Linked DNA regions of Homo sapiens: region 1 is linked to region 2. A link is a contact called in ENCODE Hi-C data. All regions are on one chromosome and are shown on one strand. Each heading gives the region's core, a stretch centred on a gene start or an enhancer-like site at or near the end of the contact. The rest is flanking DNA. Distances are from core to core; before and after follow the strand shown. Region 1 overlaps DNM3 (dynamin 3). Region 2 holds the start of DNM3-IT1 (DNM3 intronic transcript 1).

Region 1 (6,745 bases), core at 1,163-3,662, 49 kb before region 2:
GACAGTGAGCAACAGAGCAGGAAGTTGAAGCCAAAGGAACAGATGAGTAGGAATGGAGTGGAAACAAGTGATTAATATGGACTCTCAGAAATACCAACATTTAATGGGTACCTGAAAGAAGTGGAACTGAGAGAATAGAAACGAGCTACCAGAGAGGTAGCCAAACACTAGAACTCAAAATCACATTAACCTCTTAAACATCTCTACAACTCTTAACATCTCCACTAGGTGTCTGGAACCAAACATCTCTACAACTCATTACAATCACATTAACCTCTTAAACATCCCTACAACTCATTACAATCATATTAACCTCTTAAACATCTCCACTAGGTGTCTGGAACCAAACATCTCTACAGTTCATTACAATCTATCCAAATGTTTCTCCTCCTTCATTCCCAATCATAATCCACATCATCAGCATCCATAAATGTCCGCCAAGCCTAGCACCTGGGAATCATCCATCCTCCTTCTACCTCTATCCTCATGCTCCAAGTTGGTCACCATGTCCTGTTGATTCTATCTTAATATCTCTTAAATTCACCCTCTCTTGTCTATTTGGATCACCACTCCAGCTTCCACCAACTATCATATAAACTGCTACACTAATCTCACAACTAATTTCCCTGCATCTAATTTGAGCACCCTCCTATCCAACTTTAACAGTGATGTAAGTTCTATCACATCATTACCAGACTTTAAATCACTGAATGACTCCCCAGGATCTTTAGCATGAAATCCAAATCTTAGTATCACTTACAAAATATTTTATTTCTGAACATTCTCCAAGTGAAACCCTACATCAGAGGCATAGAACTTCTTACAATTAATTTAACCTATTAATTCAACAAATGTGCATTATGTGTCTACTACAAGCTAAATGAAGCCTTAGACACTGGAGATATAACAGTAAACAAAGCAGAAATAAAGCCTTGTCCTCTAGTGTAAGTCTCTGTGCGCATCTGTGCTCTTAGACTTCGTGTCTAGGCACATCCCTATCCCCCTAAATCTTCAACACTCAGCTGCATGTCATCTTCTCTGGGAGTCTTCTCGAGGTCCCCCCACCCCCACATGTCTCTACCTAAGCTCTCAACACACACTTGTCTGCTCCCTCACCCTTGTGTGTTCCCTCAGAGCCTCCTTCAGTGCCTAGGCACTAAATATTTTTTACACTTTCTACATACCCTTTCAAGAAGATTCGTCATTGTTCCATATAGTCATAACATAGAGAGAAAACAATCCTACATCTAATTCACAACTGGCAGACAGCTACAAGGCATTATATGGACCAAAAGAATAGGCAAGATGACTCTCAACTCACCAGTAATTTGCTGGGGTCATTTAAATTGATATTATGAACATTTAAGACCCAAATATATTCACCAAATTACAAAATACGGAATACTAGGTGGGCCAATATTATTGACTCTGTCTAATGACATGGAATAGAATTGGAAGAAAATAAAATTTAAAAAAAAATCCAGAACCAATATATTTTTAAAATTTTTTTCCTTAAAAACAGAGAAATCTCAGCCAGCTGTGGTGGCTCACGCCTGTAATCCCAGCACTTTGGGAGGCCGAGGCCGGCAGATCACCTGAGGTTGGGAGTTCAAGACAAGCCTGATCAACATGGAGAAACCCCATCTCTACCAAAAATACAAAATTAGCCAGGCGTGGTGGTGCATGCCTGTAATCCCAGCTACTCGGGAGGCTGAGATAGGAGAATCCCTTGAACCCAGGAGGCGGAGGTTGCGGTGAGCCGCGATCGCATCATTGCACTCCAGCCTGGGCGACAAGAGCAAAACTCCATCTCAAAAAAAACAAAACAAAAACAAAAACCAAAAAACAGAGAAATCTCTTTTAAAACTTAATTTTCAAAGTATTTAATACAATTTTCTGGCCATGCACAGTGGCTTACATCTGTAATTTTAATACTTTGGGAGGCCAAGGCAGGAGGATCACTTGAGCCTAGGAGTTCCAGACCAGCCTGAGCAACATGACAAGACTCCCTTCTCTACAAAAAATGTAAAAATTAGCTGGGCATGGTGGCTTGAGCCTGTAGTCCCAGCTACTCGGGAGCCTGAGGCAGGAGGATTGCTTGAACCCAGGAGGTCGAGGCTGCAGTGAGCCATGTTCATGCCACTGCACTTCAGCCTGGGTGACAGAGTGAAACTCTGTCTAAAAAAAAAATCTGTGCACCAAAATAATTCCTATAGGAGTACTATCTCACAATATTTCAATATACTGATCCAACAAAAAAAGAAACAAGGAAAGGGAAACAGGCAAAAGAAAGGAGATAGGAAGAGAAAGACAGACAAATCACACAAATACTGCCCACCCCCTGCTCCAAGAAGCACTGAGGTCAAGAATCCAGTTCCACACCCTGAACACAATGGTGCTATTAAAATAGCTCTGTACTTTCATGCCCAAATCCGGGAACTTTGCCAACCATTACAATGCAATTTTAATCGCTAGAGGAAGTAATTTTACCAAAATCTACAGATTTAATTGGAAATTTTCTACTGAAGTTTACTTTTTTTCTCTAAATTATTGGCATATATTAAGAATATTAGTACTTACAGATTTACAAAGAATCATATTTTGATGCTGTCAGCTACTCTATAATATGAAGTACTCAATACCATCATAATTTTATCTGAAAAACATATCTACAAATTCAATTGCAGGAAATACAATGCTTTTACTTATTTTTTGTTGACATCTTTAAGAATCCCAATATTTTGCTTTTATTCACAAAATTCAAAATTTCTAAACAACATATTTTCATGAAATCTAAATAATCAATAATTAATGGTTCCCACTGAAACATTTAGAATGCAAAAGTTTCTGAGTCAGGGATCTATAAACTGAACAAAGAAGTCAGTTCTCACTTTACAAATACTAAGTGTTCTCCCCACCAGGAAACATGCTGAAGAACTTAATGCCTTAATATTTAATCCATTTTATTTGCTTATGCACTAAGTCAGTCTGTTCAAGAATTTAAAGCACCAGATGAATGAGTCCTGGCATAAAATAAAGGCACTTAGCTTTCACTTTTTCCAAATCACAGATTATATTTTACCCAAGTTGGCTGCCAGGAAAACGAATGGCAAAAAGCACTAGTAAAAAGATCACTGGTTGCCTACCTAATATCTATTTTCCCTTTCTTATTAACAGAATCCCAATTTTGCTGGGAATGGCAATGTGCCCAACTTTAATAGACAAATCAATCTGCATTTCCCAGCCTCCCTTGCAAATGGGGTGTCCACATGACTAACTTCTACCCAGTAAGATGTAATTAGAGGTTTTGAGTGACATCAGAAGAGTTCCTTTAAAAGGTTCTGATTTCGTTAATGTGTAACTTTTACCCTTCCTCTTCTTTTGTCTCCCTGTCAGCTATATATGATAGTGGAGCTGCAACAACCACCTTAATACTACAAGGTAATTGTGCAGATGGAAGATCAGAAAAGAACAAAGAGTAGGATAGTGATGACATTATAGGTCACTGGAACCAGCCTTGTACTACCTAGGAAGGAGACAAAGAAAAAGAGAGAGACAGACAGACAGACAATGATTTAAGCCAGTGTTTCTCACCCTTCTTTTCATTATGGTTCCCCTAATGAAACTTATTTGATATTTTTCCCCATTAAATGTTCCCCTATTAAGTTTAATATCATAGATATACTATATACCAGTATATGTGCTCTACATACACCTGCGCTTTAAACATAAAAAGAGTAAGACTCTTTTTGTCCCCCAAGAACCAGTTTTTGCCCTGTTGGGGGCAATATCACCCCAACTGAGAATATGTATTATACATCAACAAAAAATAAAACTCAGGATGCTAAACATTCAGTTCTGTTAGCCACCCCTTCCTGCAGAGTTTCTAAAAGAAATGCATGTGGAAAGGACAAACTGAGCTGGGTTTTGCTGCAAACTTCAATGTATTCCCTTTCCAATCCTGGAAACATGGGCTGGACCACATGAAATCCTCATTTGGCCTAGGTAAGAGGTAGCCCTAAGGCCTGGTACCAAAGAGGCTCAAAGGCCTCCCTTGCCCCTCTCCACGAAGCCCATACATGAATCTCAGACTTTTCTTTGACACGACAGTGACTAGAAAAGTTTGTCTTCCACCTGTGGAAGACAAACCAGCCAGTGAGAAGAAGCAACAGCAAGAGAACACTTACCCGCTGACCAGGGCAGTTCTGGTCTAGACAGCTCACGTCAACCCCTCCCCTGCTAAGGCTTCAGATGAAGAAATGGGGCCCAATTACTGTCCTTGGTCCTGAATATACATTACCAGCTCCTTGGCAGGAGGCTGGAAAAGAAGAGCGTGGATAGGGTAGAAGTGAGCTTCTCCAGCCAATAGTGTACTCTTTTGTTTTCACTATTTTAAGATGCTAGAGGCCAGGCACAGTGGCTCACACCTGTAATCCCAGCACTTCGGGAGGCCGAGGCGGGCGGATCACCTGAGGTTGGGAGTTCGAGACCAGCTTGGCCAAAATGGCGAAACCCCGTCTATACTAAAAATACAAAAATTAGCCGGGCGTGGTGTCACGCACTTGTAATATCCCAGCTATTCAGGAGGCTGAGGCAGGAGAATCACTTGAACCCGGGAGGTGGAGGTTGCAGTGAGCCGAGATTGCACCACTGCACTCCAGCCTGGGTGACAAGAGTGAAACTCTTTATCAAAAAAAAAAAAAAAAAAAAAAAAGATGTTGGGGTAAAGTGAGGTATTTAATTGGAAGCCAAAAAAGTGTAGGTTGCTTTCTCCACTAAAACAGAATGGAGCACTACCATGGTCACATCCTGTTTATTTAAAAAGAATGGAATCTGATTTTCCAATTAACCAGGAAGGATTTAAGTGGATTCCTGGATCCAGCTTCTCTCTCACTCTCTAGAAGCCACATCCATGATTCCCCCACGCAAACTTTTTATTCCCAGAACAGCTGGCTCCCAAGGGATTCTACACTAATTTCACACTTCAGTGTTGACTCCTTAACCACAGAAGCCTTTGTCTAATGCCTCTTTCTTTATTGAGGAATGAACTCACTCTTAAAGACATGTTGATGCAGCCTCCTGTGGGAAGCATTTCCTGATATGCCGGCATATTTAGATGCCCCTCCTGTTTTTTCCAAAAGTACCAGGAGCCCAAGTCAAATCCTCTCCTATGTAGCCTCTCTTAGGACAGGACAACCTTGCTCATTTCTATAAGGCACAGACTTACAGGCTCATAGTAAGTAGTCAAATATATTAGCTGCTATTATCCTTATCATCATCATTACTATCATTGTCATCATTTTTAGTATTGGTAAGTTATTCTGGAATTCATTCATTATTTACCTAAATTCGTTTCTGAAGCTAATATATCACCATATCAACAAGTAGTGATTATCTCTTGCTAGCCACAGGTAAGCATGTAGCTTTAGGGAGGGCTACATCCAATTTGTCACACTGTTCAGTAGCTCCCCCTTACCTGCAGGGGATATGTCCCAAGACCCCCAGTGGATGCCTGAAACCACAGATAGTACCTGACTCTATAATACTAACAGGCAGATAGTGTATACCATGTGGATATGCTAGACAAAGAGATAATTTACATTCCATGTGGGACAAAGCAGAATGGTAAGAGATTTAACTAACTACTCAGAATGACATGCAATTTAAAACATAAATTGTGTATTTCTGGAATTTTCCATTGAGTCTTTTCAGACCGCAATTGACCATGGGTAACTGAAACAGCAGAGTGCAAAACTTCAGATAAGGGAAGACTATTGTATCTAGATTTTAGGGTGTTATGAAAAGGAAAATATATCAACATAAACACTTACAACTTTAACCTTTTCATCTGTTTCTTGGAAAGTCATCAGCTACCTAAAGACTTCATTCTCTAAGAGCTCTCACTATTCTGTCTTCCATGAGAAAAGGTTAATGCAAAACATGGAATGAATGCTTAAATCAACAAAAGAATCAACACACATTCCAACCGCAGTGTGCTCAATTCAAATACAGAATAAAATGAACCCCCTGGCATCCAGAGTATTCCACAAGCGTGTGGCAAGTGTTATTTCTAGCCACTTAAAAGCACCAGTGAAAAGAGCTCAAATACATAGAGAAGAAAAGATCTCCGTTCCCATGAGGAGAGGCATTTATTAGCACTTAATGGCCTTCTTTCATTGCCTTTCCACTGACGCATCTCTAATTGTTCCAATTATAATTTCAAGTAACAAAACCAATAACGGTAACAGTCTATGGTTGAGTGTGTGCATTTTGAAAAGAGGTCTTTGACAGCACAAACTACATACAAAAATATATGACAACATGGGATCTGGGCAGGCAATGTGATAGTCAAGAGAGAAGAGGTGGTATGGAAAGAGCACTAGTCAAGAAACCAGCTTGGGTTTCAGCTGTAACCTCACCACATCATTTAATCTATAAGAGACTCAGTTTCTACATCTTTAAAATACGAAGACTAAAGAGTGTCTTCTGATGCCTCTTCTAATTCTTCACAGAATCTGATTCCACCTCTGACTTTTTTTTTTTTTTTTTTAAGACAGAGTCTCACTCTGTTGCCCAGGCTGGAGTGCAGTGGCACAATCTCGGCGCGGCTCACTGAAACCTCTGCCTCCCAGACTCAAGCAATTCTCCCACCTCAGCCTCCCAAGTAGCTGGGATTACAGGCATGCAGCACCACACCTGGCTAATTTTTGTATTTTTAGTAGAGACGCTATGTTGGCCAGGCTGG
Region 2 (6,363 bases), core at 2,210-4,709:
CAAAGAGATATTTAAATAAAAGTAGATCCAAAGGAAGTATGGAAAAATTTATGAGTGACAATACCATAAATATACAAAAACCAGTTTGGGTGCCTCTAACCTTAGCATAGAGTTAATATCTGAAAGAAAAACAATGTGTCCTGCATCTCCCCATGGAATGCCACTTGGCTATTAGCAGAAGAATCATGGACTGGATAAACCAGGGATGCAGCCTACTGGAGCCTAGCGCAGATGTGACTTCATATTCCAAATATGTGAGGTTTGAAGCACGAACAGCCATATTAAAATACAAATTTTTAGTGAAATAAAGCAATCACAGAGGCACAGGAAGCACAGTATTCCTCAACTACTTAACCAGTAGCCATTTTCACAATGGATTAGCCAGAATTATATCAAATTTCAAAAGCAATCACCTCTAACATAGACACTAGTTTTCTTCAAATCAGTTCAAAGCCTGACCTTCAGCTCCTTTATCCTTTAGGGAGCCCTGCCCTAAAGGCCACACTCCTACCCCCTTCCTAAGTGTTCCAGGATCTTCTCTACATGCTGTGTGGAGTTCCTGCTGACTTCAAAGGCTGAACTCCATGTGTGGTTACACACGTCACTTAAAAGTTTAAAAACATTTAGCCTTTGTTGGAACCTTAGGTGCACCTAAACTTTTAAAATACGACCTAAAAGCAGCTTTTAAAGCAAGACCCTAAAAGTACAACTGAGTGTGACTGCTTTGACAGTGATACCTACATGATCTATGTCATCTCAGCACATTCACCAGGTACACAACCTTGCAAAAAATTACTGAACACCTACTATGTGAGAATTATAATGTGGCATGCCTAAAGACCTAAGGACCCAGATAACATGATGCCATAGAAGCTTATAATAAAATGGGGCATATGAAATAATTTATATTTAAAACATACACACATTCTATTTGAAAAGTACAAGTCAGTGTTATTTAAAAAAAAGAAAAGCATATGAAAAAAAGAAAAATTAATTTAAACTTGAAAATTAGGAAAGCTTTATAGAGGAAGCAATATGTCAACTTCAATTTACCAATTCTTCTACATAAGTCTGTGAGATCTTTGAGGGAAAGGATAATTATCCTCATCTTTGGAACCAAAGTAGTTGGTACAATCCTTAGGCATGTAGCAAACACTCAGTACAGATTTGCTGGATTCAACTGAAATGGGAGGAATAGAAGGAGCAAAAGCATTCTAGATGGAGGGAATGGTATGAGTGATGACACAAAGGAGAGAAAGTACAAGGACGGTTTCAGAGAATGGCTACCTATGATGTACAAAAGAAATGGAAAATTATGCTGGGAAGTAGTTGGTAGCCAGATCATTAAAAGCTTTTAAAGTTATGCCAAGAAGTTAGGATTCTATTGTGTAGGGAAAGGGAGCGATTAGAGTAGTGCTTTAAGAGAATTCTGTCAAGAGTATTTAGAATGACTAAGGTGGGGGTTGACACTGGAAGAACTGATGCTATTAAATAAGTTATTAGGATAAATCAGGCAAGAGGAAAGTAAGCTCTGAGCTGGGACAACAGCAACAGAAATGAAAGGGCACCAACGAGAACAAAGGCACTACTCAAGTAGAATGTACAAAATTTAGTATATGTGGGGAAAGGAAAGATGAAGGCAATATGAAAGCTTCAAGGTTTGTTGATTAAGAGAATACACAGAGGACATGACCTCTCTGGGGAAGATGCTGAATCTATTAGTAAAAGTATGAGTATTTACATTGAAATCTCAACATGGATCTGAAAATGTAGGAAAGGGATACAGACTCAAGATCCAAAGTTGCCCACCCAGCTAAACCCTGATGAGAAGTGAGATCACAGAGAAAGGAAGCTACTGTATTTGCTGTTATAAAATATGAGAAATTGTTTTTTACTCACCTCTAGAGGAATATGTATGAATAAAAATGTTTCTTAATCCTCGAAGATAACAAAACTGTCTAAGTGATCATATTTCACTTTTTCCCCTAATGGGGTGTTTACATGTGTTTAATCCCATTATTAGGTCAATATTTAGGTTTGGGAATTTTTCATTCTCCATTTCTTGGTTTTATCTTACCTTGGTCCTGCCTCTTCAGTTCTTTTTTCATTCTTTTTTTTTTTTTTTTTTTTTTTTTGAGACAGGATCTTGCTCTGTCACCCAGGCTGGAGTGCAGTGGCAGGATCATGGCTCACCGCAGCCTCGACCTCCCAGTCTCAAGAGATCCTCCAGTCTCAGCCTCTCAAGCACTGGGACTACAGGCATGCACCACTATACCTGGCTAATTCTTGTATTTTTTTGTAGAGATGAGGTTTCACCACGTTGCCCAGGCTTGTCTAGAACTCCCGGGCTCAAGCGATTTGCCTGCCTCAGCCTCCCAGAGTGCTGGGGTTACAGGCATAAGCTACCACGCCCAGCCCTGCCTCTTCACTTCTATTTGACTTTAATGTTTTATTTTAAATGTCTAATAATTCCATAAATAGTTATAGAAAAGAATGAATAAATAAATGAATATAGTTTGTAGGAAGCCACCTCAATTCCTTTGCAGAAAAGCAAGACATAAATAAATTTAAATTTTAAAATAATTTCATTTGGAGAGAAGATAAATAACTTCTTATGAATTACAAGAATGTCTCTCCGTCCAATTAAGAAAACCCACTAGATTTTAAATAAGTCTGTATTTTAAGAGGCAAATTAATGAGTGATTAATTTCATTACAAAACAATTTAGCCTCACAAAAAGATTCTCATTCTAAATTTGGAACTCCAAGCTATACAATTAGTTTTTTTTTTTATTTAAGCAAGAATTAGAAAATTTTTGGCAAGCAAAACTGAAAATTAAAGCATTACTAACATAATAATGTAAATCAATAATAAAACACTATTTACAAATATTCAATCTATATAAAAATTTTTAAGGAGGGAATTTATTGAAAAAAGCAAGCCACACAATGACAATCCCACAATAAGTGTTGTGCCTCCTTCCAAACAGAGGTGTCTGTTGCATATTTATAAACTATGATCTCTTTGTGCTTCTCTTGGTTCCTGCCTAATAGGAAAGCCCCTTTTTCTAAGCTCAGGGGCCTCCACTTAACACACTATGCTCCCACAAGTCCTGTCTGTTCTATAGACAACTGGCAGTTTGTCCTCTAGGCTGGCAAGCCTTATCATGAGCTCTGTTAGCTTCTTTTAACCAGTTACCAGGTCTTGTCCTCCTTACTGGCACAGCTCCTTAATGTTCAGGCAGCTGGAGACCTTAATGGAAAATATGCAGGGTAGATCAGAATATATACATATTTTCCTTCTACACCAAATGTGTTCTTCCACTCACTACCCACAGGTCCAAACCAGGAAACGTACCTTTTGGAAAAACAGGCTTCAGTTATAGGTTTTTGTAATTTGTCTTAAATGGTATGCCAAGAAAATGCAGCATTTTAAATACAGCAGGTGTCCTTGCAATCCCTGCAATGAAAGCAATCTCTCAGTCACGTTTTGCTACATGCAAATCTTTGCTTAAGTACTATTTTTTAAACTATCATTTATTGACGAGTATATTAGACATTTAAAACCCACTTTTTAGACTCTGCAAAGGGAATTGAGATAATGTTTATTATCTCCATTCTGCAGATGAGTAAATAAACCAAGAAAGCCACATAAGTTTTAAAGTCCTTGGCGTTTTGCACATACAGCCCAGACTCTGGATAATTCTTCTGTGTTCAAAGAGCTCATTCATTCAATAAGGCTCATACTAAGTATCTCCAGTCTTTCAACACACACTTAGTAAATACCTTCTACCTGTGGGCTTAGTGAAGGCTTTCAAGAAGAGGTGATAACTAGTTCTTGTAAGTAGAGTTATCCTGGCAATATGGAAACCGAAGAGCCTTCCAGGTAGAGGGGAACATGTGTAACGCTATGGAGACATGAAAGGGCTTGCTGCATTCTAGGAACCTTAGTCGTTCAGCAGGACTGCACACCCCAGTGCATAGAAGGAGAAGGAGAGAACGGACATAAAGACAGATGGCAGACCATGAAGGAAACTCTACAGCATGCTTAGAAGCTGGGTAACAGGGATTTTAGCAGTAGAGTGGTTTGATAAAACATGCATTTTAGAAAATTCATGTAACTGTTATTGGCTTATGAAAAGGGAAATTTCATAAATATTTTGAATATATTTCTCTACTAAGCTCACATTCCCATTTCCTCAAATAGTCTTTGTATACTTTTTTCCTGTCTTTCTGCCCCTCCCTCTGCTTCCTACCCTACCATCAGCTGATGCTATCACTTCATTAAACTGGAGCTTCCCTACATTCCCCACCAAATCTATACACCCTTCTTGTCTGCACCAGCTTCTTTACCTTTCAGTTACAGTGGATAAGATATCCCTACTCCTCTGTGGGATGCCCATCTCACCATACTTTCTCAAGCATGTCCTGCCTCTCTCTTCTGCTTTTCTGTACTTTGTCATCTATATCTTCTTCTGGGTCTTACCTTACTTCTTGGATCTTACTTCTGGGTCATTCCTACTAGCAAACAAAAATGCTCTAATATCTCCCATCAAAAAAAGCATCCCCTTTGAATGTTATGTATTGTCTTTAAAAAAAAAAAAAAGCACACCCTCCTTTGCCCTAGACTCTCTTCCAACTTCTCAGAAGAGTTATCTACACACTGTGTCCCCATTTATTCACCTCTCATTTTCTCAACCACTCCAGTAAGGCTTCCCAACTCCTACCACTCCAACAAAACTACTCTTTTCTCTCAGTTCTAAAGAGTCTCTAGATTTTCTTTCTAGTTCTTTGGCCTCTCCTTCTTGGGCTTCCTTGCAGGGCCCTTCTGTTGCTGCTTCTCTTTTCCTTCTTTCATATACTCTCCCTCAAAGTGATTTATCTCTGTCCTAAGGTTTTCTTTTAATTGAGATATAATTTAAAGATCATAAAAGTCACCCTTTGGAAGTATAATTTGGTGATTTTTTAGTATATTCATGATATTATAAAACACCATCTCTATTTAATTCCAGAATATTTTTATCACCCAAGAAAAACTCCATACCCATTAGTAGTCATTCTCCATTCCTTCCTCTCCCTAGGCCCTGGCAAACACCAATCTGCTTTCTGTCTCTACTCTATACATTTCATATAAATGGAATCATATACTATTGGCCTTTTGCGTTGACTTCTTTCACTTAGTGTAATGTTTTTAAGATTTATCCATGTTGTAGCATGCCTGTATCAGTACTTAATTCCTTTTTATGGCTCAATAATACTCCATTGTATTCAATGTATGTCACATTTTGTTTATTCATTGATCAATTGGTGGGCATTTGGGTGTTTCCACCTTTTGGCTATTATGAACAATGCTACTATAAACATTTATGCACAAGTTTTTGCATGTACATATTTGTGTTTTAATTTGTCTTCAGCATGAATCTAGGAGTTGAATTGTTTCGTATAACATTATGATAACTATGTTTAACTTTTGAGGAATTTGCCAAACTGTTTTCCAAAGTGTCTGTACAATCTGACACTCCCACCAGTAATGGATGAGTGTTCCAATTTCTCCACATCCTCACCAGCAGTTGTTAGTATCCCTCCTTTTTATCATAGCTGTCCTAGTGAGATACCTGGTGGCATATCATTGTATTTTAATTTGCTTCTCTACTGACTACTGATGTTGAGCATCTTTCTATGTGCATATTAGCTATTTATACATTCTTTAGAAAATCAAGTCTTCTGCCTAATTTTTAATTGGGTTATTTGTCTTTTTATTGTTGTGTTATAAGAGTTCCTTTTGTATTCAGGATGCTAGTTCCCTATCACATATATAATTTGCAAAAATTTCCCCCCATTCTCTGGGTTATCTTTTCATACCCTTAATAGTGTCCCTTGAAGCACAAAAGTTTTTAATTTTGATGTTGTTCACTTTAACTATTTTTTATTTTGTCACTTATGCTTTGGGTATCGTAGCTAAGAAACTACTGTCTAATCTAAAATCACCAAGATTTATACTTGTGTTTTCTTCTAAAAATTTTGTAGCTTTAGCTCTTACATTTAGGTCTTTGATCCATTTTGAGTTAATCTGTATATATGATGTGAGGTAGGGGCCCCAATGTATTCTTTTGCACATGGATATACTGCTGTCCCAGTACCATTTGTTGAAAAGGCTACTCTTTCCTCCATTGAATTATCTTGGTACTTTTGTTAAAAATCAATTGACCACGAATGTAACAGTTTATTTCTGGACTCTCAAGTCTATTCCATTCATTTAGTATGTGTATATTTACACCAGTATTACACTGATTTGTAGTAAGTTTTAGAACTGGGAAGTGTGAGTCCTTCAACTTGTTTTGTTTTGCTTTCAACATTGTTTTGG

The links. A loop is a pair of places that touch in the nucleus more often than their neighbours do. Pooled maps may share reads with other maps.
Region 1: a loop to region 2 is called in a map of Calu3, with 2.1 times the contacts of the local background. The contact joins the enhancer-like site here to the promoter of DNM3-IT1 in region 2. A Hi-C loop is called at or near these places in 1 of 168 maps with a recorded cell type or tissue (Calu3) and 6 of 50 pooled maps.

What each region holds. Positions count from the first base shown.
Region 1 is chr1:171,909,243-171,915,987 of GRCh38, reverse strand. The region is part of intron 1 of DNM3 (dynamin 3); the gene reads right to left. Among named protein-coding and RNA genes, the nearest start is that of DNM3-IT1, 48 kb to the right of the region's middle. RefSeq lists a silencer at 4,172-4,372. Within about 2 kb of position 2,412, at least 4 of the 41 ENCODE cell types and tissues checked have a DNase peak (open chromatin) inside an H3K27ac peak, as active enhancers do.
Region 2 is chr1:171,861,288-171,867,650 of GRCh38, reverse strand. It overlaps DNM3-IT1 (DNM3 intronic transcript 1), which reads right to left and starts at 3,459. Exons shown (of 2, transcript NR_046845.1): 1 at 3,358-3,459; 2 at 2,964-3,252. The region is part of intron 1 of DNM3 (dynamin 3); the gene reads right to left.